Linked DNA regions of Homo sapiens: region 2 is linked to region 1. Evidence: chromatin loops called from intact Hi-C (ENCODE). Cell type or tissue: heart left ventricle. All regions are shown on one strand. Links, peaks and the distances in the headings refer to the core of each region. The heading gives the core; the rest is flanking DNA.

What was found. Peaks named below come from ENCODE experiments on the same cell type or tissue, not always from the same donor. Only the 100,000 strongest peaks of a DNase experiment are listed, where the experiment ranks them.
Region 2: it touches region 1 in a loop (2.0-fold over the local background); 33 of 110 quality-filtered maps call a loop at or near these places.

The regions. Positions count from the first base shown.
Region 1 is chr12:110,807,222-110,823,597 of GRCh38, reverse strand. No RefSeq gene overlaps it. Among named protein-coding and RNA genes, the nearest start is that of CCDC63, 32 kb to the left of the region's middle. RefSeq lists enhancers at 9,484-9,983, 13,904-14,405 and a cis regulatory region at 15,716-15,979. In heart left ventricle, for the core only: no CTCF peak of the experiment used is centred there; no DNase peak of the experiment used is centred there.
Region 2 is chr12:110,746,507-110,762,882 of GRCh38, reverse strand. No RefSeq gene overlaps it. Among named protein-coding and RNA genes, the nearest start is that of PPP1CC, 12 kb to the right of the region's middle. In heart left ventricle, for the core only: no CTCF peak of the experiment used is centred there; no DNase peak of the experiment used is centred there; H3K27ac peaks cover 1,923 bases.

The DNA.
Region 1 (16,376 bases), core at 4,036-12,035:
TTCCAAGGAGGAGAGAGAGTTTGCAACTGTGTCTTTATTGGCTTGTCCATTCATTTATCATTCATTGTCTGCCTCTGGCACCAGTGTGTAAGCTCCAAGAGGTCTGGGATCGTGTATATTTTATTTACTAATGTTTACCTGGCATTGGGAGGCACCATAACTATGTGAGGTTTTTTGGTTTTTGTTTTCTGAGACAGAGTCTTGCTCTGTCACCCAGGCTGGAGTGCAGTGGCGAGAACTCGGCTCACTGCAACTTCTGTCTCACGGGTTCAAGTGATTCTTGCACCTCAGCCACCCAAGTAGCTGGGATTACAGACACGTGCCACCACACCTGGCTAATTTTCATATTTTTAGTAGAGATGGGGTTTCACCATGTTGGCCAGGCTAGTCTTGAACTCCTGACCTCAGGTGATCCACCCACCTCGGCCATCGAAAGTGCTAAGATTACAGACCTGAGCCACAATGGCCGGCCAATAACTATGTTTGGATCAATGGATGAATGAATGAAAGGATGTTGCATTGGAGACCAGGATGAGTCAGTGCAAACCACGTGACTAGAGGGATGAAAGAGCACCCTGAGCAGACGAACCAGCAAGTGCAAAGGCCCCGTAGCTGGAAGGAGGTCTGAGTGTTTCCAGAAATGAAGCAAGGACATGATGTCTGGAGCTGGCAAAGGAGAGCCACAGAGAGAGTAGAACAGACCACACAGGACCTTGGAGACACATGGTGAAGTCTCTCCACCAGGTGCCCAGTCAGAGCTGCAATGTGAGGTGATCCAGGGTGTTAGAGAAGCTGGGGTTCAGGTCCCAGGTGCTCCACTTTCTGGCTACAGGCAAGTCAATTAACCCGTATAAGCCCTGGCTTCCTTCTTTGCAAAGGGGATGCTAATAGTAACCTATAGCAAGGGGCTCAGGGAGGATGATGGAATTAAGGCACGTTAGCGCAGTACCTGGCATAGTGCAGGTGGTGCTCACGAAAGGTAGCTGTGGTTATAATAACAATATCACTATGATCAACCCAGGCCTCATGGTTCTCCTTTTCTGTCCTCTAAAGCTCAATCACCCCCTTAAGGAGGGCTCTCCCTGTCCAGTCCAGCCCAGGGACAAAGCTGTTTCCAGTCCTCCCAACTCAGAACAGGCCCCAGGTTCCCAAGGCCCTCCTGGGGCTGTTCTCCTTGAAGTTCCCGCAGCCAAGACTATAAGATGGTTCCCTCTGCTCAGGGCAGAATCTGCATCTACATTGCTAAGCAACCAACCCCCATCCAGATGCCAGCTGCACCCCAGCCCAGGGATGACATCAGCACTCTGAGAAGGGTCTCCTGGGGGCATTTCCAGGACTCAAGCTGCAACCAGGGCTGTAACAGGAGAGAGCAGAGGCAAGGTGACCCCCCTGCCACCAGCTGGTCCACAGCCCTCAGTGAGAGTCAGGGCGCAGCATAGAAAGCCACAGGGTCCAAACATGTTCAGACCCCAGCTGTGCAGCTTTGGTCAAGTCGCCAAACCTCTCTGAGCCTCAGCTACTCATCTCCACAATGAGCTGGCCAGACCTAACTGCAGATTCATCGTGAGGATGATACAGAATGCTATACATGAAAATGCCCAGCACAAGGTAGGTGCCCAAACAACCTTGAAATATGAATGCATCTCCAGGGGTGAGTCCACCAGTCTTGTCACCCATCAGTGGTGACAAAGATAAAACTCCTTAGCCTGCCTAACCTGTCCCCTCACTTGATCCCCCAAGTTTCTTCTCTCAAATTAATACCTCCTAGTTCTGGGCTTCTCAACCTCAGCACTATTTTTTTTTAACAGCTTTATTGGCATATAATTCCCATACATTGCAATTCACCCATTTAGAGTACACACTTCTGGCCAGGCGTGGTGGCTCATGCTTGTAATCCCAGCACTTTGGGAGGCCAAGGAGGGCGGATCGCTTGAGCCCAGGAGTTCGAGACCAGACTGGCCAACATGGTGAAACCCAGTCTCTACTAAATATACAAAAATTAGCCGGGCTTGGTGGCACACACCTGTAATCCCAGCTACTCGGGAGGCTGAAGCAGGAGAATCACTTGAGCCCAGGAGGTGGAGGGCCAAGATTGCGCCACTGCACTCCAGCCTGGCAGCAGAGCAAACTCTGTCTCAAAAAAACAAAAACAAAAAAAACAGACTCCTTACTCAAAAGTGAATTGATATCTGAGACCATGTGAGATAACGCCTTGGACAAGGGTTTTCTGAATCCTACAGGGTTATACAATATACCCCTACAATTGCAGATAGGTTAGTTAAGAGTCACACAGATGTAGATTCAAGTCCCAATTCTGTCACCATGTTTGGTATTGAGGTTTGACTCAATAAATAAAAATGTAAAGCTTTGAGAAGAAAGAAGAGGCTGGGCACAGTGGCCCACGCCTGTAATCCTAGCACATTGGGAGGCCAAGGCAGGAGGATCCCTTGAGTCCAGGAGTTCAAGACCAGCCTGGGCAACACAGTGAGAACTCATCTCTACCGAAAAAGAAGAAGAGGAAGAAGGAGAAGGAGAAGGAGAAGAAGAAGAAAGAAGAAGGTGGAGGGGGAGGGGGAGAAGGAGAAAGGGAAGGGGAGAGGAAAAAGGGGAGCTAGAGAGGGAGGGAAGAGGGAGGGGAGAGGGGAGGGGGAGAGGGAAGGGGAGGGGGAGAGGGAAGGGGATGGAGAGAGGGAAGGGGAGGGGGAGAGGGAGAGGGAGAAGAAGAAGAAAGGGGAAGAAGACGAAGAAGGAGGAGGAGGAGGGGAAGGAGGATAAAGGGAGAGGGGAGAGAAGGAGGGGGTGAGGGGGAGGGACAGGGGGAGGGAAGGGGAGGGGGAAAGGGAAGGGGAGGGGAGAGAGGGAAGAAGAAGAAAGAGGAAGAAGAAGAAGAAGGAGGGGACTGGGGAGAGGGGAGGAGGAGGGGGAGGGAGGGAGAGGGGGAAAGGAAGGGGAGAGGAGAGGGAGAAGAAGAAAGAAGAAGAGGAGGGGGAGAGGAGGAGGGAGGGGGAAGGAGGGGGAAAGGGAAGGGGAGGGGAACGGGGAGAAGAAGAAGAAGGAGAAGTAGAAGGAGAAGAAGAAGGAGGAGGAGGAGGAGGAAAAAGGAAGAATAAAGAAGGAAGAAGCTTATTTCTTTCTTAACTAGGCCTGGTTATGGTGGTCAATGGTATCCTCCCAGCCAGATGCACCTCCATTCAGGGCACTCCTACGTCGCAGTTCAAGATGGTGGCCTTCAAGTTCCAGATGCCAGAATAAAAGAAGGGATGAAGAAGCAGTGACCTCTTAGAGAGAGTGTTTCAGAACCACTGCGGGACTCTTCCCCCGACATCCTTAGCCCATACCAGAGTCCCATGGCCACACTTACCCACAAAGGAGGCTGGGAATTCTGGACAGCCATGTTCCCTAGTAAAATTGGATTTCTTTTACTTTGAAAGAGGGAAAAAAATGGATGTTGGGAACATGGAGCAGTCTTTGCCACAGTTCTGTAGGCCTCGGTGTCCTCTTCTGTGATCTGTGGGTAACAATAGTTTCACCTCACAAGGTCGTTGCAAGAATGAATTGAGTTAATGGGTATAAAGAGCTTACTAAGTGGGCAGTGAATATTAGTAATTATGATGATGATTAGTAGAACATCTTGACAGCAAATTAGCAGGAGGAAAAAGAAGTCACTGTTTTCTGTGCCAAGGAAGGGTGTGACCAGGTGAAATCGGGCTCGTTGATTTGGTAAATGTGGGCACCTCCCTAATGACAGGGAACCGCCCAGAGAAAACATTCAAGACCAGCTTTAATGCCCAGAGAGCAGTCAAAGGTAAATTCGTATCTCCCTTTGTATCCAAGAATCGAGTCAATGTCCTCAGGGACAATTTGTGCTGCTAAGGGAGCCAAAGGTGGCCCTTGAATTAACTCACACAATTCATTTGCTTCTCAAATCTTGTTCCCAGGGCCTGGGTGAAGCAGGCCCTGGGCTCCCTTGATAGTAAGTGGGGCTGGGGAGTGAGTGGTTGCTGTCAGTTGAAGGGACCACAGGACAGGGCTGGAATCTTGAGTCTTTCCAGGGGGTGTCTGGTGCTCTCGTCCACTGAACTTGGACAGAAAATCCTCTTCTTAGGAGCAGACAAAATTTTTCTTGGGAGAGAAAAAAAGTTTTTTGTTATCATCTTTTCTGATTTCAAGATTAGCAATTTGTCTAGCAAAATCCCAACAAACTAACATGTATCCAACAGGCCTTGTGAGAGGGATGTGAACCAGAGCAACTCCATCTTGAATAGGGGCTGAGTAAAATGAGGCTGAGACCTACCGGGCTGCATTCCTAGATGGTTAAGGTATTCTAAGTCACAGGATGAGATAGGAGGTAGGCAGATACAGGTCATAAAGACCTGGCTGATAAAACAGTTTGCAATAAAGAAGCCGGCTAAAACCCACCAAAACCAAGATGGCAACAAGACTTGACCTCTGGTCGTCCTCACTGCTACGCTCCCACCAGCATCATGACAGTTTATAAATGCCATGACAATGTCAGGAAGTTACCGTATATGATCTAAAAAGGGGAGGCATGAATAATCCACCCCTTGTTTAGCATATCATCAAGAAATAACCATAAAAATAGGGCCACTAACAGCCCTCAGGGCTGCTCTGTCTATGGAGTAGCCATTCTTTTATCCCTTACTTTCCTAATAAACTTGCTTTCACTTTACTCTATGGACTCACTCGACTTCTTTCTTCCGAGAGATCCAAGAACCCTCTCTTGGAGTCTGGATCGGGACCCCTTTCCAGTAACAGCCTCAGGAGCGTCCTGGAATTCCACTGGGGGTTTCTCAAGATGTAGTGTGCACCAGGGCCTTGTTAAAAATGCAGGTGTCACCATGAGTTGCTAATCATTGACATGAACAATGGGTGTACAAAGGTTAATTATAATATTCTGAGCCAAGGAAGGTGGCTCATGCCTATAATTCCAGCAGTTTGGGAAGCTGAGGCAAGAGGATCTCTTGAGCCTAGGAATTCAAGAACAGCCCTGGCAACATAGCAAGACCCCGTCTCTACAAAAGAAATTAGAAAATTAGCTGGGTGCAGTAGTGCACACCCATAGTCTGAGCTACTCAGGTGGCTGAGGTGGGAGGATCCCATGAGCCCAGGTGTTTGAGGTGACTGAGCCATGATCGTGCCACTGCACTCCAGCCTAGGTAAAAGAGGGAGACCATGTCTCAAGAAAATAAAAAAATAGGCCAGGTGCAGTGGCTCATGCCTGTAATCCCAGCACTTTGGAAGGCCAAGGCAGATGGAGCACTTGAGGTCAGGAGTTCAAGACCAGCCTGGCCAACATGGTTAAACCCCATCTCTACTAAAAATACAAAAAATTAGTGGAGCATGGTGGCACATGCCTGCAGTCCCAGCTACTCGGGAGGCTGAGACAGGAGGATCACTTGAATCTAGGAGGCAGAGGTTGCAGTGAGCTGAGATGGTGCCACTGTACTCCAGCCTGGGCGACAGAGCAAGACTCTGTCTTAAAAGAAAAGAAACAAAATAAAAAATTGTGGCCGGGCATGGTGGCTCATGCCAGCACTTTGGGAGGCCGTGTTTTTTAACATTTTATAAGCATTTTATAAGCATTAATTCATTTAATTCTCACAATAACCCTATGAGATAGGTACTATTATTAATCCTATTTTACAGATATGGAAAGTGCTAGAAATGGAAAAAATAGGAGGATAAAAACAAACACCTGGCCGGGCGCGGTGGCTCACGCCTGTAATCCCAGCACTTTGGGAGGCCAAGGCGGGCAGATCATGAGGTCAGGAGATCTAGACCATCCTTGCTAACACTGTGAAACCCCATCTCTACTAAAAATACAAAGAATTAGCCGGGCGTGGTGGTGGGCGCCTGTAGTGGGTGGCTCATCCCAGCACTTTGGGAGGCCGAGGCGGGTGGATCACAAGGTCGGGAGATCGAGACCACCCTGGCTAACACGGTGAAACCCCGTCTCTACTAAAAATACAAAAACAAAAGTTAGCCAGGTGTGGTGGCGGGCGCCTGTAGTCCCAGCTACTCGGGAGGCTGAGGCAGGAGAATGGCGTGAACCTGGGAGGCGGAGCTTGGAGTGAGCCGAGATCGCGCCACTGCACTGCAGCCTGGGCGACAGAGCGAGACTCCATCTCAATTTAGAAAAAAAGGTAACATTCTCTCTACTTTCATGTATGTTCAACATTTTCTATAACAAAAGGTTTTTAATTTAAAAAAATATATTTAATACAGGTAGCAGAACCCAGCCCCAAAAACTTCTCAATCTGTAGCTCAGGGTGGAAAAGGAATCTTTTCATGCCCACTTGTTTCAACACAGTTAGAAAAAAACACTTAGATTGGATTCATTACGTACTAGATCTGTTGGAAGTGCTTTATAAATAGGAAGATAATCTCATACCTGCATGTCATTATTGCACCATTTTACAGATGAGGAAACTGAGGCATACATAGGTGAAGTGATTTGCCCTCTTCTCACAGCTAGCAAGTGGCAAGGCTAGGATATGAACCCAGGCAGCCAGGCTCAGAAACGAAGTTCCACCCTCTATCTCCTCTGCCTCTTACAGTTCTGTGAGCAACCTCTATTGACATTCTAACTAGCTCCTTTCAGACTTTTTAAAACTCTCTTGTTTTCACATTCATCTATATCTGCATAAAGATTGTAGGAAGAACAGGCTGGGCACAGTCCAGCCTCTGGTCCTTTGTTCCTCTGGTCCTTTTGTTACTTGGGCTTGGAAAGTTGGGACTTTCCTTTTGATTTAGTTCTAGGAAGTCAGCATGAACTGACCTTAGTTTCCCTGCCTGCAGACGCTATTCTCCTGCCTCAGTGTCAGCAACGAATTCCTAGTGGATTTTACCTGGCTATCTCAGGTATCCCAGAATATCCCAGAGCATCCCAGGAAGAAGCACCTCCTTGAGTTTAAAATACTCACATACCATCCACCTCCCCATCCCAGTCACTGTCTAACCCTCTTCCCCTGCTTTGCTTGTTTCCATTGCTGTTATTTTTCTCTGCTATTATATATTCATTTGTTATTGTTTACTTACCTGCTGTCTGTCACTCCCTGTAGCACATGAGCTTCATGATGGCAGGGACCTTGTCTCCTGTTTTCCTTGCTACAGTACAGCCCTGGCACCTTGCCCAGCAACTGACACACACTAGGTGCTCAATAAAGCACTGAGTGCGTGTGTGAGTCAATGAGAAGTTGGGATATGAGGACAGCTTATGTCTGTGAGCTGGGCCCAGGCTGGCCCTCCCAGAGATGATGTTTCACAAAGGTCTCAGCTCAATCCTGAAATATAAAGACTCAGAATTCTCAAGGCCAGATGGTGTTAACCGCCTTCTGAAAGTGTCTGAAGGCCAGGCAGAGTCAGGGAGAGGTCTCCATTTGGCTGCAGAGGACAAAGAAGTAAAATAATTCAGCAGAGACCAGCTCAGTTGCACCAGATGAGATCCAGGCAGCAAGGGAAGGAGGGAATTCGCCAAAGATGCTCCATTTCCTCAGTCACACACACATGGGTTGTCCAACAGGTGAGATGACAATGATGATGATGATGATAGCTAACATTAATGTAATGAAATATTTACCAGATGCTGCTCTGAGCTCTTTAATACATTCATTCATTTAACCCTCACAACATTACCTCTGAGGCAGGTAATGTGGTTATCCCCATCTTACAGAAGGATAAGTTAAGGCACAGAGCGGTTAGGGAACTTGCCAGAGTGACAAGGCTTGGAAGTAGCTGAGCAGGAATTGGACCAGGTGACCCTGGGCATGTGTCAGAGCAAAACATCTCACTGTCACCTACCACCCACCCAAAAATGCCCCAAACGTTTCAGGTCCCAAAACCAGGGCCAGGCTGACACAATACTGCCCTCTTGTATCATGAATTCCCATTCAGACCACATATTTGCCTTCATGCTGCAGAGGCAGGGTAGTGGCTACAGCCTGAGCCTAGGGTCTCAATGTTTTCTCGGCTGTGTAACCTTGAACAAGTTGCTTGAGTTGCCTGAACCTCAGTTTCCTCATCTGTAAAACAGGATGGTGACTGTACCTACCTTGTAGGATTGTGAGGAGGAATTGAGTAATACAAAGGGTATAGCACAAATCTCAGCTCATAGTAAGCACTCAATAAAAGTAGCTACTGGGGCCAAGCACGGTGGCTCACGCCTGTAATCCCAGCACTTTGGGAGGCCGAGGCAGGCGGATCACTTGAGGTCAGGAGTTGAAGGCCAGCCTGGCCAACATGGTGATATGTCTCTACTAAAAATACAAAAGTTAGCCAAGCATGGTGGCAGGTACCTGTAGTCCCAGCTACTCAGGAGGCTGAGGCAGGAGAATCGCCTGTATCCAGGAGGCAGAGGTTGCAGTGAGCCGAGATATCACACCATTGCACTCCAGCCTGGGGGTACAGAGTGAGATCCATCTCAAAACAAAACAAAACAAAACAAAAAAACAGCAGGGAGCTGTTAGCACTGCAGCCCTAAAGGAGACAGGAGGGAGTGTTTTAGAAGAGGAGGCTTCCAAAACCAGACCCAGTGGCTGTCCTGGCTGGGAGAGAGGCCTGATTGAAACCGTGGCCTTCAGTGGAAGAATGTATGGTGTCCCCACCAGAAGGAGCTGGGAAAATGAACATCGTGAGCCCCCTCCCCTCTTGCCCTCTATTCCGTCCAGGTTCCCAATTGGCCAAATCCACCCAAAAGCAGAGGGCAAACTCCCAGGTGCCCAGAAAGTGGAAGGGGCAGGGAAGGGATCTGGGGAGGCCACCAGAAGACACCCAGGACTGCCCAGGGTCACACTGCTAGTTAATGGCAGAGCCACAATTCGAACTCAAGCCATCTGGCTCCAGCATGTACTCAGCTGCAGATGGTGAGGTCTAAAGACCACCTAACAGATGGGGCGCACCCCAACACAGCCAGATCACAGCCTCAGTTAAGCTGGTGTTTGGGTCAAATTGCGTGCTTCTCATTCATGAAATTGGGTTCCTTCCAGAACTTTCTGGACCTTATTTGATCCCTGGTGAGAGGGATGCCACAATGGTTAAGCAAACACAGTGAAAGCCTGTTTGCAGTCAGACAGGCTTAGGTTCAAATCCCAGCTCAAGGCTGGGTGTGGTGGCTCATGCCTGTAATCCCAACACTTTGGAGTTCAAGATGAGAGGATTGTTTGAGCCCAGAAGTTCAAAACCAGCCTTGACCAAGAAAAAATTTAAAATTAGCCAGACTTGGTGATGCATGCGGGTCGTCCCAGCTACTTGGGAGGCTGAGGCAGGAGGATCACCTGTGCCCAGGAGGTCAAGGCTGTAGTGAACTGAGATGACTCCATTGCACTCCAACTTGGGCGACAGAGTGAGACTCTGTCCCAAAAATAAATAAATAAGCTGGGTATGGTGGCGCATACCTGTAGTCACAGTTGCTCTGGAGGCTGAGGTGAGAGTATCACCTGAGCCCAGGAGTTCCAGGCTGCAGTGAGCCATGTTGGCACCACTGCACTCCAACCTGGGTGACAGAGTGAGATCCTGTCTCAAAAAACAACAAAATCCCAGCTCAGCCACTTCCTAACTAAGCAATAAGGGATAAGTGATGTCACCTCTCTGAACCTCAGTCGCCTCATCTGTGAAATGGAGCTAATGATAATAGAATGGTGAGAGTCCTGGGGGACAGATCAGCCAAGAGTGCCCAGCATATTGCTGGCACTTATTGTGCAGGGAGGACACGTTGCTGTTTTTTGAGGTTTTTGTTTGTTTGTTTTTTGGTTTTTGTTGTTGTTGTTTGTTTTTGTTTTTGTTTTGAGACAGTTTCCCTCTGTCACCCAGGCTGAAGTGCAATGGCGTGATCTCGGCTCACTGCAACCTCTGCCTCCTGGGCTCAAGCGATTCTCATGCCTCAGCCTCCCAAGTACCTGGGATTACAGGTACCTGCCACCACACCCGGCTAATTTTTGTATTTTTACTGATCTGCCCGTCTCCCAAAGACCTGGGATTACAAACAGCCACTGCACCCAGCCACGTTGCTGTTTTTATCCCCGCCCAGCCTTGACCCCTGTCTGCCCTCCACTTCCCACCTGCCAGCCTGCTCCTCGACCTTGCCAAAACCCTCCCGCCTTCCACAGGATCAAAGTCAGAGAAATTAAAAGCCCAGCAGGATCCCTTAAGACTCAGCCAGCTTAGCAACCCAGGCAATTAAGAAATCTCTGTGATTTGAATTCTGAGCAAATCGGATCTTGAAAAAAAATGTCCCCAACTCAAAACCCCTCTGAGGAACTAAATCTGATGCCCCGCAAAGCTCTTTTTTTCAAGTCCTTTGAATCTTGAAAGGTAAGAGTTGTAAATATGTGTATCTTACACAGGGCTGCCCAATCCTCTCAAAGGTTTCAAGGTCAACGGAGATGTTAAAAATACAGGTTCCCCAGACAAACGCAAACTGAGGGGCATTCTACAAAACAAGTGGTCTAAACACTTGTAAAATATCCAAGTCTGCGGAGGCCAATGTGGGAGGATAGCCTGAACCCAGGCTGCCCTGGGCACCATGGCAAGACCCCATTTCTAAAGAAAAAGAAGAAGAAGGAGAAGGAGAAGGGGAAGGGGAAGGGGAGAAAGAGGAAGAGGAGGAGGAGGAGGAAGAGATAGAAGAAATAGAATGTCAAGGTCATGAATGATGGGGGTGGGGGGGTGCTGAAGAACTCTCAGATTAAAAGAGATAGGCTGGGCACGGCGGCTCATACCTGTAATCCCAGCACTTTGGGAAGCTGAGGCGGGTGGAACACTTGAGGCCAGGAGTTCGAGCCCAGCCTGGCCAACATGGTGAAAACCCATCTCTAATAAAAATGCAAAACAATTAGCCGAGTGTAGTGGCACACACCTGTAGTCCCAGCTGCTCAGGAGGCTAAGGCATGAGAATCACTTGAACCCAGGAGGCAGAGGTTGCAGTGAGCCGAGATCACACCATTGCACTTCAGCCTGGGCGACAGAGTGAGACTCTGTCTCAAAAAAAATAAAAGAGAACGAATTTTTTGTTCTAATATAACTAAAGCAATGTGTGATCATTAAAAAATAAAGGGGTGGTGACAATTAGGGAAACTTACCATGTACTGTGGATTAGATATTCACATTGATGCTAAGTATCCTAAATTTCATAATTCAGTGCTGAGTTATGTAAGAGAATTTCCTTGATCTCAGGAGGTAAGCTCAGGTAAAGAGGCATTACGTTTGTAACTTCTCAAATGATTCAGAAAAAAAAATACGCATATTTATATCTGGAAAGTGAGAAGTGATAGAGCAAATGTGATGAGCTATACATCACTCTTTGGAACTATTCTTGTGACTTTTCTTTAAGGATGAAATTATGTCAGTGAAAAGTTTTGGTTTTTGTAAAATACAGATCCCCGGGTCACTCACTGGACTTTTGGAGCAGCCCAGGAATCTGCATTTTTAGCACGCTCCCTAGGGCAGTTGGGCACACAAGAAGCCTGACACGGGAGCTCTGCAGACACGCAAGCCTACATTCCCAGAGGGCAGAAGCACAGCCCATAAGGTTCTTACTCTCCTGTCCCTCCCTGCTGTTCCAGGCAACAAGCAAAGAGCCACACATGGAGGGCTTTGCAAACCAACAGCGTGAGAGGTTCATCCAGATTTTTGCCAAGGGCAGAGCTAGCTCTGAGCCTCTAACCAACTCATCATTACATGACTTAAAATACAATTTGCTGAAGACAATCTTCTGGGAAGGGAGACAGAGAAAGAAAGAAACCAAGGGTCAAGGAGGAGGCAGCCAAGACAGGATAGAGGAGGACCCTGGAAACCAGAAGGCTCCTGTGAGTGTATGCATCAGGGGTAGCAGTGACATTGCTTGGCTTTAGCCCTCCTTAGTCATTTTCATCTGGGGACATCAGCAGCAGCTGCCATTTCTTAATGCATGGGAGGCACCAACAGCTCTGCCTGGCATTGGTGTTCAAATATGCCAGGGGGCTGCCTCATGAATGCAGGGCTGCTTCTCACAAACAGAGCCTTGGAAAAAGTGACTATACCCCACAAGGCAATTAGGAGAAAAACAACTCAGGTAGAAGCACAGCCCAGCCCAGCCAGGGGCTTGCAAACCACTCTGACCAGGACCCACAATAAGGAAGACATTTGCATCACAATCTAGTGACACACACACACACACACACACACAAACACACACACACACAAACACACACACACACTGTGATGGGCATGAAATGCTCCATTTCCTTTGGTTTTTTTTGTTTTTTTTGTTTTTTTGAGACAGAGTCTTGCTCTGTCACCCAGGCTGGAATGCAGTACATGACCTCAGCTCACTGCAACCTCCGCCTCCCAAGTTCAAGCAATCCTCCTGCCTCAGCCTCCTGAGTAGCTGGGATTACAGGCACGCACAGCCACACCCAGCTAATTTTTGTATTTTTAGTAGAGATGGGGTTTCACCAAGTTGGCCAGACTGGTCTCGAACTCCTGACCTCAAGTAATCCACCCGTCTCAGCCTCCCAAAGTGCTGGGATTACAGGAGTGGGCCACTGTGCCCGGCCTAGTCATCTTTTTGTTTTTGCTAATGAAACCTTAGGTATTGGATGGGCAGAGATTCATTAGACATAAACAATGACCCACTTCTAGCCAAGGAGACATAAGGAGAAGGCTGTTCCTGGGGCTTCTGCAGAATTTTTTTTTTTTCTGAATTTAACTGCAGAATTTTTTTTTTTCTGAATAAAATAAATGTGTGAGGAGCTGCTCTCCACACCTGCTTCCTTTAGAGGTGGTTGTATGAGGATGTGATACCTGGCAGTGGCAGCGACAGCCATTCTGTGACTATGAGGAGACATGGCCAACATGTCAAGGGTATCAGAGAGGAAATACATGGAAAGAACCCAGGTCATTGATGAAGCTGTTGAGATGAACTAACTTTGAAATCACCTATTACCAAATCTATTATGCAAAAAAGGAACCCCTAGTATTTAATCCATGTTTAGCCAGGCGCTCTTTTACTTGCAGCCAAAGACAGCCCAAAGGACATGCTAACCATCCTCCATGCTTCACGGGCATAGCCCAGGCAGGTGTTTTCAAAGCCATGGCTGACTGAAATCAATGTAGTGGGTCATGACCAACATGAAAATAAATAAAATAGTATAGATAATATGAGAATGCATGACACATAGAAAAGATAAATATTGTTTCTCAAAACTCCTGTTTGACTTATGTGTATCCCACATTAGGATCCCCAGGAAGCAGACTCTAAGATAGAATTTAGTGTTTAGGGGATATTTGAAGAAGCCCCCTTGAGATCACCTCCTGGGGAAGGAGCAGAGAGGAAGCAGGAGTGGGTAGGGAGAGAAGTTGACCTGAAATGCAGGTGCAACACCATATTTACCAACCCCACCAGGAAACAGGAAGTTAAGATGGCTGTTCAGAATTGTCTAGATTGGGCCAAGATGGCCAGACCTTTGTATATCCCCTAATCAAAATTACTAGACGTGGGACATCCCAGGAAATTTATGTGACCTTGGGCAAGGTGGCCTTCTGCAGGTGAGGCAGGGGCTCAGCCCAAGGACCTGACACCTGGATGCTCTCTGAGGACACCACTTTCAGCAGCTGGAACAGGGCTCTCCTTAAAAGGAAATGGAGCAGCTGGGCACAGTGCCTCATGCCAGTAATCCCAGCACTTTGGGAGGCCAAGGCGGGTAGATCACTTGAGCTCAGGAATTCTAGACCAGCCTGGCCAACATGGTGAAAACTCCTCTCTACTAAAAATACAAAAATTAGCTTTGCATGGTGGCACACACCTGTAATCCCAGCTACTTGGGAGGCTGAGGCAGGAGAATTGCTTGAACTGGGGAGGTGGAGGTTGCAGCGAGCTGAGATCATGCCACTGCGCTCCAGTCTGGGTGACAGAGTGAGACTACACCTCAAAAAAAAAAAAGTGAATGAATGTTGCTAAGGTCTGCCACAGTCCATGTTAGATATCCCTTTCAGCCCTCATTTCCTTATGGGCTTCCATGTCAAAGACCCCGAGGCGGGAGCAGAGGCATTGATCTGGAGCAGATTCATAGCAATTGTACCACCACCAAGGCTTCCTAGATCTGTGACAGACACCACCAGTCAATTACAGCAAGTTTCCCACTGAGCAAGAATGTGGTTTCACAATGTATCTCAACAAAGTATTCCATGTACCCATTACCAACCCATTAGAATTACAACCTGAGATAAAATCTGGTTCCTGCCCTGACCTCTATACCAGAGGATAATAAAGGAAGCTGATAGAAGGTTATTGCTGGTTATTGCTCTGCATTTTCAAAACACTCTCTGACTCATGCCATCCACCCCTCCCTCCCCACATTGGATGTGTCCTCCTTCTCTCTGCCTATCTAAATCCCACCCATCTTTCAAAGAGGCTCAACTCGGAGCAGAGATCCTGTCTTAAAAGACCCTGTCTTAAAAATAAATACATAAAATTCATTTTAAAAAAGAGGCTCAACTCAAACCTGACTCCTCCAGGAAGTCTCCCCTGGGTGTCCCAACCTTGTCTAAAATTATTCACTGAACCCACTGACCAAACCTGACATCACTCCAAGTGGGATAACCAAACATTGAGAGCTTCCTAATGTGATGCGAACAAGAATCTCTATAAAGTGTTCTTGCCCCATGTGACTCTAATCCAGCCTGTAGATTAACTACCCATTTACAAGGAATATGGAGGCTAACAGTAAATAACACCTGGAATGTAATTAGCAAAAATCTAGAATGTCGGAAACGGAAGGACAAGGCTCCAGGGTCTTCAGCAAGTAAATGACATTTTAAAAAACAGGAAGAAATTTGTAGATTTGTATCAGTTATCTATTGTCCACAATAATACTATATAATAAATTACACTAGAATTTAGTGATTTATTTATTTTTTATTTATTTTGAGACTGAGTCTCGCTCTTGTTGCCCAGGCTGGAGTGCAATGACACAATCTCGGCTCACCTCAACCTCCGCCTCCAGGGTTCAAGCGATTCTCCTGCCTCAGCCTCCCGAGTAGCTGGGATTAGAGGCATGTGCCACCATGCCTGGCTAATTTTATTTTTAGTAGAGACAGGGTTTCTCCATGTTGGTCAGGCTGGTCTGGAACTCCCTACCTCAGGCGATCTGCCCACCTTGGCCTCCCAAAGTGCTGGGATTACAGGTGTGAGCCACTGCGCCTGGCCTATTTTTTTATTTTTATTTATTTATTTATTTATTTTTTTGAGACAGGTTCTCACTCTGTGGCCCAGGCTGGAGTGCAATGGTGAGATCTCGACTCATGGCAACCTCCAGTCCCAGGCTCAGGTGACCCTCCCATCTCAGCCTCCTGAGTAGTGGAGACCACAGGCGCACACCACCATACCCAGCTAATTTTTCTATTTTTAGTAGACACAGGGTTTCTTCCTGTTGCCCAGGCTGGTCTGAACTCCTGGGCTCAAGTGATCCAACCACCTGGACCTCCCAAAGTGCTGGGATTACAGGCGTGAGCCACTGCGCCTGGCCAAATTTAGTGATTTTAAAATAACAATTATTATTACACAAGAAGCTGTGGCTCTTTTGGTCTGGGCCAGGTTCAGCTGAGCTGGGCTGGGCTGATCTCATGTTCTGTGGTCAGCTGGCGGGTCAGAAGATGGGCTGGCCTAGAACAGCCTCACCTGGCACAGCTCTTCTGCCCACAGTCTCTTGTCCCACAGCAGGCTGCCTGGGCTTGCTCTCCTTGCTGAGGCAGGGGTCCAAGAAGCATGTAGAATCACGTAGAGGCATCAAGGCTGGGACCGAGACGGCACTCACTTTTACTTCTGCTGCATTCTATTGGCCCAAGCAAGTCACCTGACCAAGCCCAGATTCAAAGGTTGAAAATAGACTCCTCCTCAACAAGAGAAGCCGCCTTCACCTTGCGAAGGACGTGAATACAGAAAGAGACCATTTTTTGGCAATTAATCCCCCACAGGGTAGAAAGAGACTAAGTATATATCAATCAATGCAATGTGTGCCCTTGCTCAGATCCTGACTTCAACAGACCAACTGCAAAACCTCATTTTTGTAGTCATTAGGGCAAATTGAACATAGAATATTAGATGGTAACAAGGAAGTGTGGTTTTTTAATTTTATTTATTTATTTTTTTGACGGAGTTTCGCTCTTGTTGCCTAGGCTGGAGTGCAATGGTGCGATCTTGGCTCACTGCAACCTCCACCTCCCAGGTTCAAGCGATTCTCCTGCCTCAGCCTCCCGAGTAGCTGGGATTACAGGCATGTGCCACCATGCCTGGCTAATTTTGTATTTTTAGTAGAGACGGTGTTTCTCCATGTTGGTCAGGCTGGTCTTGAACTCTCGACCTCAGGTGATCCACCCGCTCT
Region 2 (16,376 bases), core at 4,516-12,515, 61 kb after region 1:
CAGCTGATTGAGAGAGTGGCATTAGCACAAAAGGAAGCTAAACTAAGTGACGGAAAGAAAGAGACACACAGAGACCAGCCCGGATAGCATCATTTGAGCTCCTGGATCAAGCCACACTTGAATGTCTTTTTTTTTTTTTTTTTTAAAGACGGAATCTCACTCTGTTGCCCAGGCTGGAGTGCAGTGGTGCAACCTCGGCTTACTGTAACCGCCACCTCCCTAGTTCAAGTGATTCTCTTGCCTCAGCTTCCCAAGTAGCTGGGATTACAGGTGCCCGCCACCACACCCAGCTAATTTTTCTATTTTTAGTATTTTTAATAGAGATGGGGGTTTCATCATGTTGGCCAGGCTGGTCTAACTCCTGACCTCAGGTGATATCCCCACCTCAGCCTCCCAAAGTGTGAGCCACCGCACCCAGCCGATTTTTTTTTATTTTTAATTGTTGCTTACCACCTAGAATAGGGCTTGGCAGGTAGCAGGTGCTCAATAAATTTTTTTTAATAGAAAAATAAAGAGTACTGGCTGAGCACAGTGGTTCACGCCTGTAATCCCAGCACTTTGGGAGGCTGAGGCAGCCAGATCACCTGAGATCAGGAGTTCGAGACTAGCCTGGCCAACATGGTGAAACGCTTTCTCTACTAAAAATACAAAAATTAGCTGGGCGTGGTAGCGGGCACCTGTAATCCCAGCTACTGGGGAGGCTGAGGTGGAAGGATTGCTTGAGACCCAAAGGTCAAGGCTGCAGTGAGCCAAGATTGTGACACTGCACTGCAGCCTGGGCAACAGAGTGAGATTCTGTCTCAAAAAAAAAAAAAAAGAAAAAAAAAATCATAAATGTAAAATCAGTGTCACGTGCCATAAATAGAAGATAATTGTAAATATATACACTTTGAAGGCCAGTTTTCTTACATTCAGACTGGGTATTTTCACACCTTCTAACGACTGGACTTGAGGTCTACTTTCTCTTTGTTAAAAAGAGATTACCGGCCAGGCGCGGTGGCTCACACCTGTAATCCCAGCACTTTAGGAGTTCGAGGCAGGCAGATCACTTGAGGTCAGGAGTTGAAGACCAGCCTGGCCAACATGGTGAAACCCCGTCTCTACTAAAATACAAAAAAAGCCAGGCATGGTGGTGGGCACCTGTAATCCCAGCTACTGAGGTGGCTGGGGCAGGAGAATCACTTGAACCTGGGAGGCAGATGTTGCAGTGAGCTGAGATCATGCCACTTCACTCCAACATGGGCAACAGAGTAAGACTCCGTCTCAAAACAAAAACAAAAACAAAAACAAAAACTTATTAGCATCAGGCTGGGTGCAGTGGCTCACGCCTGTAATCCCAGCACTTCAGGAGACCGAGGTGAGCAGATCACTTGAGGTCAGGAGTTTGAGACAAGCCTGGCCAAAATGGTGAAACTCTGTTGCTATTAAAAACACAAAAATCAGCCAGTGGTAGTGGTGGGTGCCTGTAGTCCCAGCTACTCAGGAGGCTGAGGCAGGAGAATCGCTTAAACCCAGGAGGCCAAGGTTGCAGTGAGCTGAGATCACACCACTACACTCCAGCCTGGGCGACAGAGGGAGACTCTGTCTCAGAAACAAAACAAAACAAAACAAAAAAACTTTATTTGTCTCAGAAACAAAACAAAACAAAACAAAAAAAAAGAAAGCAATGATACTTTCTCCTTAAAGTAATCATTGCTTCTAATTAAAATATTAAATTAAATTTAAAAATATATCACTGCTCTAAAGCAAGCACCGTCTGATGAGGGTCATGGGCCCACCACATTTTTGTAAATAAAGTTTTATTAGGAAACAACCACACTCATTCATTCTTTGATGTATTGTCAAAGACTGCTTTCATGCTACATTGGCAGATGAGTATTCATGACAAAGACCACTGGGCCTGCAAAAGTCAAAAATATTTTCTATCTGGAGCTTTACAGAAAAAGTTACCATCTCCTGCTCTAAATCATGTCACACTCAAATTCTCTGGTGTATGGAATTTTATGACCTTATAGAAGGAAGCATCACCTTTTCATAGAAAGTCCATAGCAAGCTGAAAGGGCCAAACTGCCCTGCCATCCCATTTGTGTGGAGGCAGGCTCTTCAGATGCTAAATCTACCCCCAGCTTTCCGAAGGCAAGTGGTGAGGTGAGGAGCATGGACACCAAGCCCCCGGCAACTTCACTCTGAGCCAGAAGCAGCATCTTGCTGTGGGTCTTGCTGGATGGTAGAATTATGTGTGATTTCATCCTTTCCACGTTTCCATGTTTTCTAAATATTTAACACATTATATTTGTCTGCTAGAGCTTTCACAACAAAATACCACAAGCCAGGTGGCTTAAGCAACAGAAATTTATTTCCTCGCAGTTCTGGAAGCTGGAAGTCCAAGACGAAGGTGTCAGCAGGGCAGTTTCATTCTGAGGCTCTCTCCCTGGCTTTAGATGACCGTCTTCCACCTGTCTTCACAGGGTCTTCTTCTGTGTGTGTTTGCTGTGTTCTAATCGCTCTTTTTTTTTCTGCTCTGTCACCCAGGCTGGAGTGCAGTGGTGCAATCATGACTCACTGCAGCCTTGATCTCCCAGACTCAAGTGACACTCTCAAGTGAGCCACCATGCCTGGCCCCTAATCTCTCTTCTTTCTTCTTTCTTTAGTCACCTGAGTAGCTAGGGCCATAAGCCATAGGCACACATCACCACACCAGGCTAATTTTTTTTTTTTTTTTTTTTTTAGAGATGGGGTCTCACCATGTTGCCCAGGCTGGTCTCAAACTCCTGGGCTGAGGCAATCCTCCTGCTTCAGCCTCCCAAAGTGCTGGGATTAGGATTACAGGCATGCACCACCATGCCTGGCCTAATGTGTCTTCGCTCTGTCACCCAGGCTGGAGTGCAGTGGCGCGATCTCAGCTCACAGCAAGGTCCACCTCCCCAGTTCACACCATTCTCCTGCCTCAGCCTCCCAAGTAGCTGGGACTACAGGTACCCGCCACCATGCCCCGCTAATTTTTTTTTTTTAAATAGAGATGGGGTTTCACTGTGTTAGCCAAGATGGTCTCGCTCTCCTGACCTCATGATCTGCCCACCTCGGCCTCCCAAAGTGCTGGGATTACAGGCATGAGCCACCACACCCGGACCCTAATCTCTCTTCTTATAAGAACGTCATTCATATTGGATTAGGGCCTACCCTAATGACCCCAATCTAACTCAGTCACCTCTTCCAAGGCCTTATCTCCAAATACAATCACATCCTGAGGTTCTAGGGGTTAAGACTTCAACCTTGGAATTTTGGGAGGATGCAGTTCAGCCCATAGCACATATTGTATTTGCATTATTCAAACATGGACAGTAAACTGCTAAAAATTTTTAAAAGGTAGACCAAAAATCATGACCAACATTTTAATCTGAAATTTTTATTATGTAAGTAATATCTGTCTGATACTTTTAAAACAATTCAAAGAGTATAGAAGATAACAAGGGGAACACCAGCACCTATTCCCAGCCAGCCACACTCCCCACTGTTGACATTTTGTGTATATCCTGCCAGAAATTTTCTTTTTGTTAAATTTATTTTTATTGTTGAGATTTTTATTTTATTGTTGAGGTCTCGCTATGTTGAGATTACAGGCGTGAGCCACTGCACAGGGTCTTGCTATGTTGCCCAGGCTGGTCTTGAAAACCTGGGCTCAAGCGATCAACCTGCCTCAGCCTCCCAAAGCGCTGGGATTGCAGGTGTGAGCCACTCTGCCCAGCCCCCTACCGGAAATTTTCTCTGCCTAGACAAGGATATATAACCACCTCATACTTTTTTATTTTACACAAACAGGTTTATGACTTATATACTGCTCTGCAACGTGACTTTTTACACTGAACAATAAATAAATCATTGTATATTTTCAAAGCCTGTCATACATCTCAGTGCCTGCTTCTGGAAAACCCAACTTGCAACAGGTTATTTTGTTTTTATCTTTAAACATAAGCACAAAACAAAGAAATAAACAGCAACAAATACATAGAATGAGTATGAAAGGAGAGGGATGATTATTCTTTTAATTTTTATTTACCTTGGTGATGTTGCCATGCTGATTTTGGACTTTGGAAAATTAAATCAATAATGAGCCATTTGTTTCCCTCTCCCACTCCCACTGTCAAAATAATTAAGATTTTTTTTTCCAGCCTTAACTCCCTCGGGTGGTTTCTCTTCCTTAATCTATAAAGCAGCAAAGTCAAAAAGAGACTGTCCCTTGCCCCGGCGGCTGCAGTGATGGGCACTCTTGGGCCAGAGAGAGGCCTGTTCTGCCCCGTGAGATGGCCCACAAATGGCCTTTCTTCCTCCTAGAAACAGCCATCAGCTCCCAGGCCCTGCCAGGCCTGTGATGTGAGGTGAATAGCAAGGTTCCCACGCATACCCACTGGGAGCCCAGTGCTGTGTTAAGCTCTTACCTGCATTACTTCATTCAATTCTTCCCCAACTATTATCCCAATTTTACAACTATAATGTTGTGTTTTTGTTGTTTTTTGTTTGTTTGTTTTTGAGATGGAGTCTCGCTCTGTTGCCCAGACTGGAGTGTAGTGGCGTGATCTCGGCTCACTGCAACCTCCACCTCTCGAGTTCAAGTGATTCTCCTGTCTCAGCCTCCCGAGTAGCTGGGATTACAGGCACGTGCCACCACACCTGGCTAATTTTTGTATTTTTAGTAGAGACGGGGTTTCACCATGTTGGTCAGGCTGGTCTCGAACTCCTGACCTCATGATCCGTCAACCTAGGCCTCCGAAAGTGCTGGGATTACAGGCGTGAGCCTGCACCTGGCCCATTTGTTTATGTTTATTCAACTTTTTTTGTTGTTATTTTAGAAACAGAGTTTCACTCTATCACACAAATTGGAGAGCAGCGGCATGATCACTGTTCACCGCATCCTTGACTTCTGGGCTCAAGCGATCCTCCTGCTTCGGCTTCGTAAGTAGCTGGTACTACAGTGCACCCACCCCACCTGGCTAATTTTAAATTTTTTTGTAGAGACAGGGTCTCACTATGTTGCTAGGCTGGTCTTGAGCTCCTAGCCTGAAGCCATTCTTCCACCTTGGCCTCCCTAAGTACTGGGATTTACAGGCATGAGCCACCATGCCTGGCCTATTCAAGAATTTTTTACTGAATACCTTGTATGTGCCAGGCACGGGCCCAGGCACAAAAGCAAGAATAGCAAGCAGACAAAAATCCCCACCCACGTGGAAACAGAAAACAGGCAATCAAAGACATAACACAATGTCAGGCAGTGAAGAATCACATGGAGAAAAACAGAAAAATGGGAAGGGGGCTGGGTGCAGTGGTTCATGCCCATAATCCCAGCACTTTGGGAGACAAAGACAGGAGGATTGCTTGAGCCCAGCAGTTCGAGACCGGCCTGAACAATATAGTGAGACTCTGTCTTTACAAAAAAAAAAAATTTTTTTTTTTGAGACAGTTTTTCACTCTTGTTGCCCAGGCTGGAGTGCAATGGAGCAATCTCGGCTCACTGCAACCTCTGCCTCCCGGGTTTAAGGGGTTCTCTTGCCTCAGCCTCCCGAGTAGCTGGGATTACAGGCATGCACCACCACACCCAGCTAATTTTTTTAAGTAGACACGGGGTTTCACCACATTGGCCAGGTTGGTCTTGAACTCCTGACCTAAAGTGTTCCATCCGCCTCGGCCTCCCAAAGTGCTGGGTTTACAGGCATGAGCCACCGCGCCAGGCCCAAAAATTTTAAAATTAGCCGAGTGCAGTGCTCTGTGCTTGTGGTTCCAGCTACTCAGGAGGCCGAGGCTGCAGAATCACTTGAGCCTGGGTGGATGAGGTTACCGTGAGCCCTGATCGTGCCACTGCACTCCAGTCTGGGTGACTGTACCAAACCCTGTTTCAAAAAGAAAAAGTGTGATGGAAGGATTGAGGGCTAGGGAGCATTTTATTCCGGTGGTCAGGGAAACCCTCTCTGCCAGGGTGACAGTTGAACAGAGATCTGAATGGAATGAAGGAATAAATAGCTGGGGAAGAGCATTCCTGTGGAAGGAATGGCTCTAGGATGGGGGTTTGCTTGGGATGCTTCAGGCACAGCAAGGCCAGTGTGGCTCAAGGCAGGAGCAAGAAGGTGGAAGAGTTTGAGGTTGGAGATGAGTCAGAGACTCCCCTGGCTCCTGGGAGCCAGATGCCAGATGCTGCTGCCTGAAATTGGTAAGCTTGAAATTGATTGTGATGGGAGTATTAACACTATGAAAATTGGCAAAAGCTATAAATCAGGGCTTTTTTTTTTCCTTCTTCTTCTTGGAGCACTGACTTTTGTAGGTCGCAGTCAGGAGTTTGGATTTTATTCCAAGTTTGACAAGAAGCCATTGGACCTTTGGAGCAGGGAGTGACATCTTATTTCTGTTTCTGAGATCGTTCTGGGCTGTGCATGGAGAAGAGACAGTAGGCAGGCAAGAGAAGAAATCATTTAGTCCTCCCAGCAAGAGATGATGGTGGCTTGGACTTAAAGGGGTTGGATTTAGGCCGGGCGCCGTGGCTCACACCTGTAATCCCAGCACTTTGGGAGGCTGAGGCAGGCAGATCACTTGAGGTCAGGAGTTCGAGATCAGCCTGGTCAACATGGTGAAACCCCGTCTCTACTAAAAATACAAAAATTAGCTGGGCATCGTGGCATGCACCTTTAATCCTGCTACTCGGGAGGCTGAGGCAGGAGAATCTCTTGAACCTGGGAGGCGGAGCTTGCAGTAAGCCGAGATTGTGCCATTGCACTCCAGCCTGGGTGACAAAGTGAGACTCTGTCTCAAAGAGAAAAAAAAAAAGGGCGGGGGGGGGTTGGATTTGGAATGTGTTTGGATTTACTGCTGGATAGGGAGTGTGAAGTGTGAGCAAGAGAGAGGCATGGAGAGATGCACCAAGGGTGATTGTGGCCTTTGCGTGTTCTGCTCATCTATTGTGCATAACAAAACACCTGGATGTTTGGTGGCTTAAAGCCATACCAGTTATTTATTGAGCTCATATATCTGTAATTGTACCAGGACTCTGTGGGGAAAGCTAACCTGTCCTGCTCAGCATCCCCTGGGAGGTTGGAAGGGTGCTAGAGTCATTTGAAAATTCTTCACTCACATGTGCAACGGTGGTGGATGCTGGCTGTTAACTGGGACCTCACCTGGGGCTGTCACCTAGGTCACCTACGCAGACGCTCTTCATGTGACCTTGGCCTCCTCCCAGCACTGCAGCAGGGTTCCAGGAGCAAGTATCCCAAGAAAACAGGAAAGCTGGATGGAAGCTATATTACCTTCTGAGACCAAGTCTCCAGAGCTGCATAGCATGACATCCACCGTACCCCATCCCGCAGGTAAGGGGAGGGACCATAGATTCCATTTCTTGCTAGGGGAGTGGTAAGGTTCTAGAAGAACATGTGAGACTGGAAATACTGTCATGGCTAATTTTAGAAAATACGGAAAATACAATCCCCATATTATGTGTCTGGTCGCAGGCGAAGCACACCCTTACATTATTTCATTCCATTCTGTACTATCTTTATAGATGACAAAACTGAAGCTTGGAGATGTCACATCACCTGCCCAAAGCCACCCAACCACTAAGGGGACAGAACTGGAGTTTGATTCCAGTAGTCTGATTCCATGTAACTGGCAAGAACCTGGCCAAGCCAAATGCAGCCAAACAAGACTTGGAAGTGGCAGAGAATGGTCTTCCGAGGTTAACCCAGAGAGTGGGCAGCCAGAGATGAGAGCTGCCTGCTCTGGGCCTACTCACAGCCTCTGGCCTCTCTAGGGTTAGCCTTAGTCTCCCAACTGGCTCTAAGGCCATGATTTTATTCTAATTTCAAGGCTATAAGAACATGAGGCCATGCCTGTAATCTCAGCAGTTTGGATGGCTAAGGCAGGAAGATCGCCTGAGCCCAGGAGTTCGAGACCAGCCTGGCCAACAGAGTGAGACCCCTTCTCTACAAAAAAAACTTTTGAAATTTACAGGGTGTAGTGGCACGTGCCTGTGGTCTCAGCTATTTAGGAGGCTGAGGTAGGAGGATTGCTTGAGCCCAGGAGGTTGAGGCTGCAGTGAACCAAGATCATACCACTATACTCCAGCCTGGGCAATACAGAGAGAACTTGCAAAGAAGAAGAAGAAGAGGAGGAGGAGGAGGAGAAGGCAAGGAGGAAGAAGGAAGAAGAAGTTTGAACACACATAAGCAGAAAAGACAATTTGCCCTGAGCAGGCCCTGGAAGCCTATTCTTGGCTCTGGAGGGCCCTAAAATCTGGATGGAGCTTCCCTGCAGGGTTGGGTGCAGGCCAGTATGTGGGCAGATGGAAGGGATGGTGGAAAGCACTTATTCCAGAAATCATCAATGTGGGGCTTAGATGCCCAGCAAGGGAACTGGAAGGCTAGATGTTCCAGTTCCAGCTGTCTAAAGACAGCTTTCTAAGTCAAGCCAGTAGCCCCTTTATTTTGATCAATATTTCCTAGGAGAAAAGGCCGGGTCAGTGCAGAAACTTAGATGGTCTCTGGGGACCACTGGTTTCTCTGCCCAGTGGCCGATCATCAACTTCCGCTGTGAACAGCTTTCAGTAGTTTTCCAGAGTGCTGGCAAGGAAGACTTGACTTGAGGATTGGACACCAGGAAAATTGCCAGAATAATGTGTGTGTGTTGGGGGGGTTATAACAGGATGTGTTTATTTTGTTTGTTTGTTTTTTGTGTTTTCTTTTCCCTTTGCTTTTTTGTTTCTTTTCTTTTTGGAAACCATCTCAAACAGTATATTTATTTCTTGATAAACTATCTCAGGCATTAAAATGATAGATAATACAAACACTGGAAATAACCCAAATGCCTGCCAACAGGTGAATGGATGGACATATTCTTTTTGTTGTTGTTGTTGTTGTTTGAGACAGGGTCTCAGTTGCCCACGCTGGAGTGCAGTGGCACAATCACAGCTCACTGCAGCCTCCACATCCTGGGCTCAAGGCCTCCTGCCTCAGCCTCCTGAGTAGTTAGGACTACAGGTGTGGGCCACTACTTTTAGCCAAATTTTTTTTTTTTTTTTTTTTTTTTTAGAGACAGGGTTTCACTATGTTGCCGGGCTCCAAATAGGTGTCTTTTTTTAGATTCTCCTGCCTCAGCCTCCCGAATAGTTGGGATTACAGGCGCCCACCATGCCCAGCTAATTTTTGTCTTTTTAGCAGAGACAGGGTTTCACCATATTGGCCAGGCTGGTCTCAAACTCCTGACCTCAAGTGATCTGCCCACCTTGGCCTCTCAAAGTGCTGGGATTACAGGCGTGAGCCACCGTGCCTGGTCCATATTATTTTTTTAAAAAATAGGGATGGAATCTCACTATTGTGACCAGCCTGTCTCAAATTCCTGGCCTCAAGCCATTCTCCCATCTCGGCCTCCCAAAGTGCTGGGATTACAAGTATGAGCCACCGTGCCCAGCCTAAAATCTTTTTTTTTCCTTTCTTTTTTTTTTGAGACAGAGTCTAGCTTTGTCACCTACGCTGGAGTGCAGTGGCCAGGATCTTGGCTCACCACAACCTCTGTCTCCCAGGTTCCAGCAATTCTCCTGCCTCAGCTTCCTGAGTAGCTGGGATTACAGGTGTGTGCCAGCTAATTTTTTGTATTTTTCATAGAGACAGTTTTCACCATGTTGGCCAGGCTGGTATCAAACTCCTGACCTCAAATGATCTGCCTGCCTTGGCCTCCCAAAATGCTGGGGTTACAGGCATGAGCCACCATGCCCCGCCTAAAATATCTTTCTTAAAGCACATTGCGGCCCCCAAAAAGTTTGAAAACCCTGCCCTAAATATGTGACATTGTTTTCCCATTTTAAACTTTTATGTAAGTAGCATCATCCAGCCCAAATGCTTCCCCCAGCTGGCTTTTGCTTCATTGATATTAGCTTTGAGATGAATCCATGTTGATACACGTAGCTCAGTTTCCTTCCTTTCCATCACCGCCTAAACATGCTGCAAGTTATTTCTCCGTCATCCTATGATTGGATTTTTTTTTTTTTTTTTTTTTTTTTTGCCAAATGGGACATTTAAAAAATAGCTATCTCTCACTATTACCACCTTTCTTACTTGGAAGGACATTTTAATATAAATAAAGTCAGAATGTCCTGCTCTCAGAAGCAAAGCCGGTCTTTTAAACGAAATAAATCTGGCTTTATGAAAACTCATTCCACCTGCCCCTGAGGGTTAAGGCTGTTGGTTTTCTTCCTTGTTGACTGTTAGTTTGTTTATTAGATGTTGTAACCTAGTGAAAACATAGTCACCTACACAACAATATTAGGCTGCCTGGTGCTACCTCTGGGGAAGGAAAGGGGAAGCGAATAGGATGGAGATGGGATTCAAAGAGAGTAGACTGGGCATGGTGGCTCACGCCTGTAATCCCAGCACTTTGGGAGGCCAAGGTGGGTGGATTACTTGAGGTCAGGAGTTTAAGACCAGCCTGACCAACATGGCGAAACCCAGTCTCTACTAAAAATACAAAAATTAGCCAGGTGTGGTGGGCACCTGTAATCCCAACTACTTGGGCGGCTGAGGCAGGAGAATCGCTTGAACCTGGGAGGTGGAGGTTACAGTGAGCCAAGATCGCACCATTGCACTACAGCCTGGGCGACAGAGCAAGACTCCGTCTCAAAAAAAAAAAAAAAAAAAAAAGTGTCAACCATAATACTTCATTTCCTTTCTTACCTAAAAAAAAAATAAAGAAAAAAAACTAAGTCAAATATGGCCAAATGTTAACATTTGGAATCTCTGGAGTGTGAAGAGGGGTATCTATATGCAAGTACTTTAAGCTTTAAATAGTTCATTGCATTTTTTTCATTACCAATCTATACTTCGCTCCAAGTTCTAAATAGTTCATTACAATGTTTTTTTCTTTTTCTTTTTTTTTTTTTTTTGAGATGGAGTCTCACTCTGTCACCCAGGCTGGAGTGCAGTGGTGCTGTCTCAGCTCACTGCAGCCTCCACCTCTCAGGTTCAAGTGATTCTCCTGCCTCAGCCTTCTGAGTAGCTGGGACTACAGGCGTCCACCACCACACCCAGCTAATTTTTGTATTTCTAGTAGAGATGGGGTTTCACCATGTTGGCCAGGCTGGTTTCGAACTCCTGACCTCAGGGATCCACCTGCCTTGGACTCCCAAAGCGCTGCGATTACAGGCGTGAGCCACCGTGCCCAGCCAAAACATGTTTTTTAAGGAATGGGGTCTCACTACATTGTTCAGGCTAGTCTCAAACTCCTGGGCTTGAAGCAATCCTCTCACCTTGGCCTCCCAAAATGCTGGAATTACAGGTGTGAGCCACCACACTGGCCAGAAGACATCTTTTATTGTCATGATTGGAGAAGAGGGGCATGCTACTTGTATCTGGTGGGTAGAAATCAGGGATGCCGCTAAACACCATGTAGTACACAGGACAGAACCCGCTCGACAGAGAACGATCTAGCCCAAAACGTCAATAGCGCCCAGGTCAACAATCCCTGCTCTAAAGTGAGCCTCCCTTTGCCAGACTTTGTTCCAAATGGCAGTGCGATCCACCCTCCAGATGCTGGGATAGCTTGTTTCTTTCCCGACCACAGAGTGAGTCATTTTGTGATGCTAAGGAACATTTAGCAAGGCGATAATCATCCTAGTTTCACTGTTGGATAATTCCAGATGAAAGTGTATTTGGGGCCTTCTCAAAGAAAGACACACCCAACGACAATGAAGGCTCTGTGAAGGCCAAGGCTGGTGCAAGAGGTTTTGAACAGCCCATCTAAATCCCCCTGCTCCAAGAAGGCTCCTGGGAACATCCCAAAGAATCTGCTCTCCCTGATCCCTAAGAACATAACTTCTGTGTTTGGAGGAAGAAGTGTGACATCAGATTCCCTGGGTTTAAATCCTGGCTCTGGCCCTCCCCAGCTGGGTTATAAATTATTTCCCTTGGCGAAACCTAACTCCTAAAATAGTGTGAAGATTAAAATGAGCATGCATGCAGGGCGCAATGGCTCAAGCCTGTAATCCCAGCACTTTGGGAGGCTGAGACAGGAGGATCGCTTGAGCCCAGGAGTTCAACATCAGCCTGGGCAACATAGCGAGACCCTATCTCTACAAAAAAAAAAAAAAATCAGAAAAATTAGGGCAGGCATGGTGGCTCATGCCTGTAATCCCAGAATTTTGGGAGGCCGAGGCAGGTGGATCACCTGAGGTCAGGAGTTCAAGACCAGCCTACAAAAATATTAGCCAGGTGTGGTGGTGCATGCTTGTCCTCCCAGCTACTCTATACTCTGGAGGGTGAGGCAGGAGAATCGCTTGAACCCAGGAGGCAGAGGTTGCAGTGAACGGAGATCATGCCACTGCATTCTACCCTGGGTGACAGAGTAAGACTTCGTTTCAAAAATAAAATAAAATGAGCATGCATGAAAGGCCATGAGCATAGAGATTGGCACACAGAAAACACTCAATAAATGCCAGCTATTATCACTGTTATTGTCATCATTATTCCTGTTAGCACCCTAAGTACATTGGAAGATACATTCTCACGATCACATTCTGAGATGGGTAATAATGTCCCCATTTTGCAGATTAGAAAACTAAGACTAATCAGTAAAGCCACCATATATATATAATATATGTATACACACACACACACACGCACACACATATATACATTTACAAGTATAAATATATATACATTTACAAGTATAAATATATACATTTACAAGTATAAATATATATACATTTACAAGTATAAATATATATACATTTATAAGTATAAATATATATACATTTATAAGTATATATACGTTTATAAATATAAATATATATACATTTATAAACATAAATACATATATTTATATATATAAATATATAAAATGGACATTTACTTTATACATGTGTATACTTTATATTTTATACATATATACATATATGTATATATGTGTATACATACATACAGATGTGTGTGTATGTGTATACATACAGATGTGTGTATATGTGTATATATGTACATATATATGTATGTATGTGTATATATACACATATATACACATACATATATACATGTGTGTATATATATATATACACACACACACATATATATATTACACAATTTCACTCTGTCACCCAGGCTGGAGTGCAGTGCTGAAATCTTGGCTCACTGCAACCTCCGTCTCCTGAGTTCAAGAGATTCTCCTGCCTCAGCCTCTGGAGTAGCTGGGATTACAGGCACCCACCACCATGCCCGCCTAATTTTTGTATTAGATGTAGAGATGAGTTTCGCCATGTTGGCCAGGCTGGCCTCGAACTCCTGACCTCAAGTGATCCGCCTGCATCAGCCTCCCAAAGTGCTGGGATTACAGGCATGAGCCACCGCTCCCGGCTAAAGCCACATTTTTCAACAGCCTGCTCTCTAGTCTCATAGCTTCCTCTCCTTCTCACCTACAGTCCATTCTCCTCACGGAAACCAAAGAAATCTTTTAAAAATGTAGGCTGTGCGCGGTGGTTCACGCCTGTAATCCCAGCACTTTGGGAGGCCGAGGTGGGAGGATCACCTGAGGTCAGGAGTTCGAGACCAGCCAGGCCAACATTAGCCAGGCATGATGGCAGGTGCCTGTAATCCCAGCTGCTCGGGAGGCTGAGGTGGGAGAATCGCTTGAACCCGGGAGGTGGAGGTTGCAGTGAGCCGAGATCATGCCATTGCACTTCAGCCTGGGTGACAGAGTAAGACTCTGTCTCAAAAAAAAAAAAAATGCAATCAGAGCTAAGCATGGAGGTGTGCACCTATAGTCCCAGTTACTTGGGTAGGAAGTAACTGTCCAGGAGTTCGTGTCCAGCCTGGGCACCATAGTAAAACCTGATCTTGGCCAGGCTCGGTGGTTCACACCTATAATCCTAGCACTTTGGGAGGCCAAGGTGGGTGGATCACTTGAGGTCAGGAGTTCGAGACCAGCCTGATCAACATGTAGAAGCCCCGTCTCTACTAAAAATACAAAATTTGCTGTGCGTGGTGGCACATGCCTGTAATCCCAGCTACTTGGGAGGCTGAGGCAGGAGAATCGCTTGAACCTGGGAGGCGGAGGTTGCAGTGAGATGAGATCGCGCCATTGCACTCCAGCCTGGACGACAAGAGCGAAACTCCATCTCAGAAACAAAACAAAACAAAACCCGATCTTTCAAAACACATACACACAATCAGACCTTATTTTGAAGAAGATGCTCTCTGGGTTATATGTGATGTGATATTTTATGATCCATCATTTTTTTGTGGGGGAGACAGGGTCTCACTCTGTCGCCCCAGCTGGAATGCAATGGCACAGTCACAGCTCACTGCAGCCTCAACCTCCGGGGCTCAAGCAATTCTTCTGCCTCAGCCTCCTGAGTAGCTGGGAGTTATAGGTGCACACCACCAAGCCCGGCTAATTTTTTGTATTTTTTGTAGAGACAGGGTATTGCCATGTTGCCCAGGCTGTTCTCAAACTCCTGAGTTCAAGCGATCCGCCCATCTCAGCTTCCCAAAGTGCTGGGATTACAGGCATGAGCCACCACGCCCAGCCTGATCCACCATTTCTTTATGATTTAGGTGTTAGGAAATAATTATGAGCAATGCCTTGGCTGTTGATGTTAACATTAAGGGGAAACCTAAAGGCATATGGGAACTCTTTGTACCATCTTTGCTACATTTCAGTAAACCTAAAACTATTCCAAAATAAAAAGCTTATTTAAAAAAAACATGAGGCTGGGGGCGGTGGCTCACGCCTGTAATCCCAGCACTTTGGGAGGCCGAGACGGGTGGATCACTTGAGGTCAGGAGTTCAAGACCAGCCTGGCCAACATGGTGAAACCTCGTCTCTACTAAAAATACAAAAAATTAGCTGGGTGTTGTGGTGCATTCCTGTAATGCCAGCTACTAGGGAGGCTGAGGCAGGAGAATTGCTTGAATCCAGGAGGCAGAGGTTGCAGTGAGCCGAGATCATGCCACTGCACTTCAGCCTGGGCAGCAAAGTGAGACTCCGTCTCAAAAAAAAAAAAAACAACAAAAACATGAAGTCATGAAGTCAGGCTGGGCACAGTGGCTCATGCCTATAATCCCAGCACTTTGGGAGGAGGAGGCGGGCAAACCGCTTGAGCCCAGGAGCTCAAGACCAGCCTGGGCAACATAGCAAGACCACTGTCTCCACAAAAAACTTAAAAATTAGCTGGGTGTGGTGGTGTGCACCTGTAGTCCCAGTTACCTGGAAGGCTGAGGCGAGAGAATCACTTGGGCCTAGGAGGTCAAGGCTGCAGTGAGCCATGATATCACCACTGTAGTTTAGCCTGAGCAACAGGGCAAGACCCTGTCTCTAAAAAAAAAAGTGAAATAAGATCATGTTACTCCTCTACCTAAAACCCTGCAGTGACTTCCCATTAAGCTTAGAATAAAATCCGAACGTCTTCTTGTGGTTTAAAAGACCCTGAGTGGGCCGAGGCGGGCAGATCACCTGAGGTCAGGAGTTTGAGATTAGCCTGGCCAACATGGTGAAACCCTGTCTCTACTAAAAATACAAAAATTAGCCGGGGCATGGTGGCAGGCACCTGTAATCCCAGCTACTTGGGAGGCTGAGGCAGGAGAACCGCTTGAACCCGGGAGGTAGAGGTTACATGAGCCAAGGTCGTGCCATTGCACTCCAGCCTGGGCAACAAGAGAGAAAAAAAAACAAAAACCCTGAGTGATCTGGCCTCTGGCCACTTCTCCAATCCCCACCTTCTTCTTCTTTTTTTTTTTTTTTTTTGAGATAGAGTCTCTCTGTCACCCAGGCTGGAATGCAATGGCGCGATCTCGGCTCACTGTAGTCTCCACCTCCCGGGTTCAAACGATTCTCCTGCCTCAGCCTCCCAAGTAGCTTAGGATTACAGTCACCCGACACTACTCCCGGCTAAATTTCATATTTTTAACAGAGACGGTGTTTGACCATGTTGGCCAGGCTGGTCTCAAACTCCTGACCTCAAGTGATCTGCCTGCCTCGGCCTTCCAAAGTGCTAGGATTACAGGCGTGAGCCACCGCGCCCAGCCTTCCAACCCCCACTTCTGACACTCTTCTCCTACCTTTCACACTGTGCTCTAGCCACTCTGGCCTTTTTCCCATTCCTCCAACACTGGAAGATTGTTCCTGCCTCAGGGCCTTTGCACTTGGTGGTCCTTCTGTTGGGAATATTCTTCCCCTATGCCAATCCTTCCCATGACTTTCTCTTTTTCATCCTTCACATCTTGACTCAAATGTCAAATCCTCAGAGTCCTCCTATGTGGTCACATGACCCTTTCTAATTTTCTCACGAAATCGCCACTCTCTGAAATTATCCTCCTCAAATGGTTTATCTGTTCCCCTCTGTGTCTTTCTCTAGACTGGGAGCT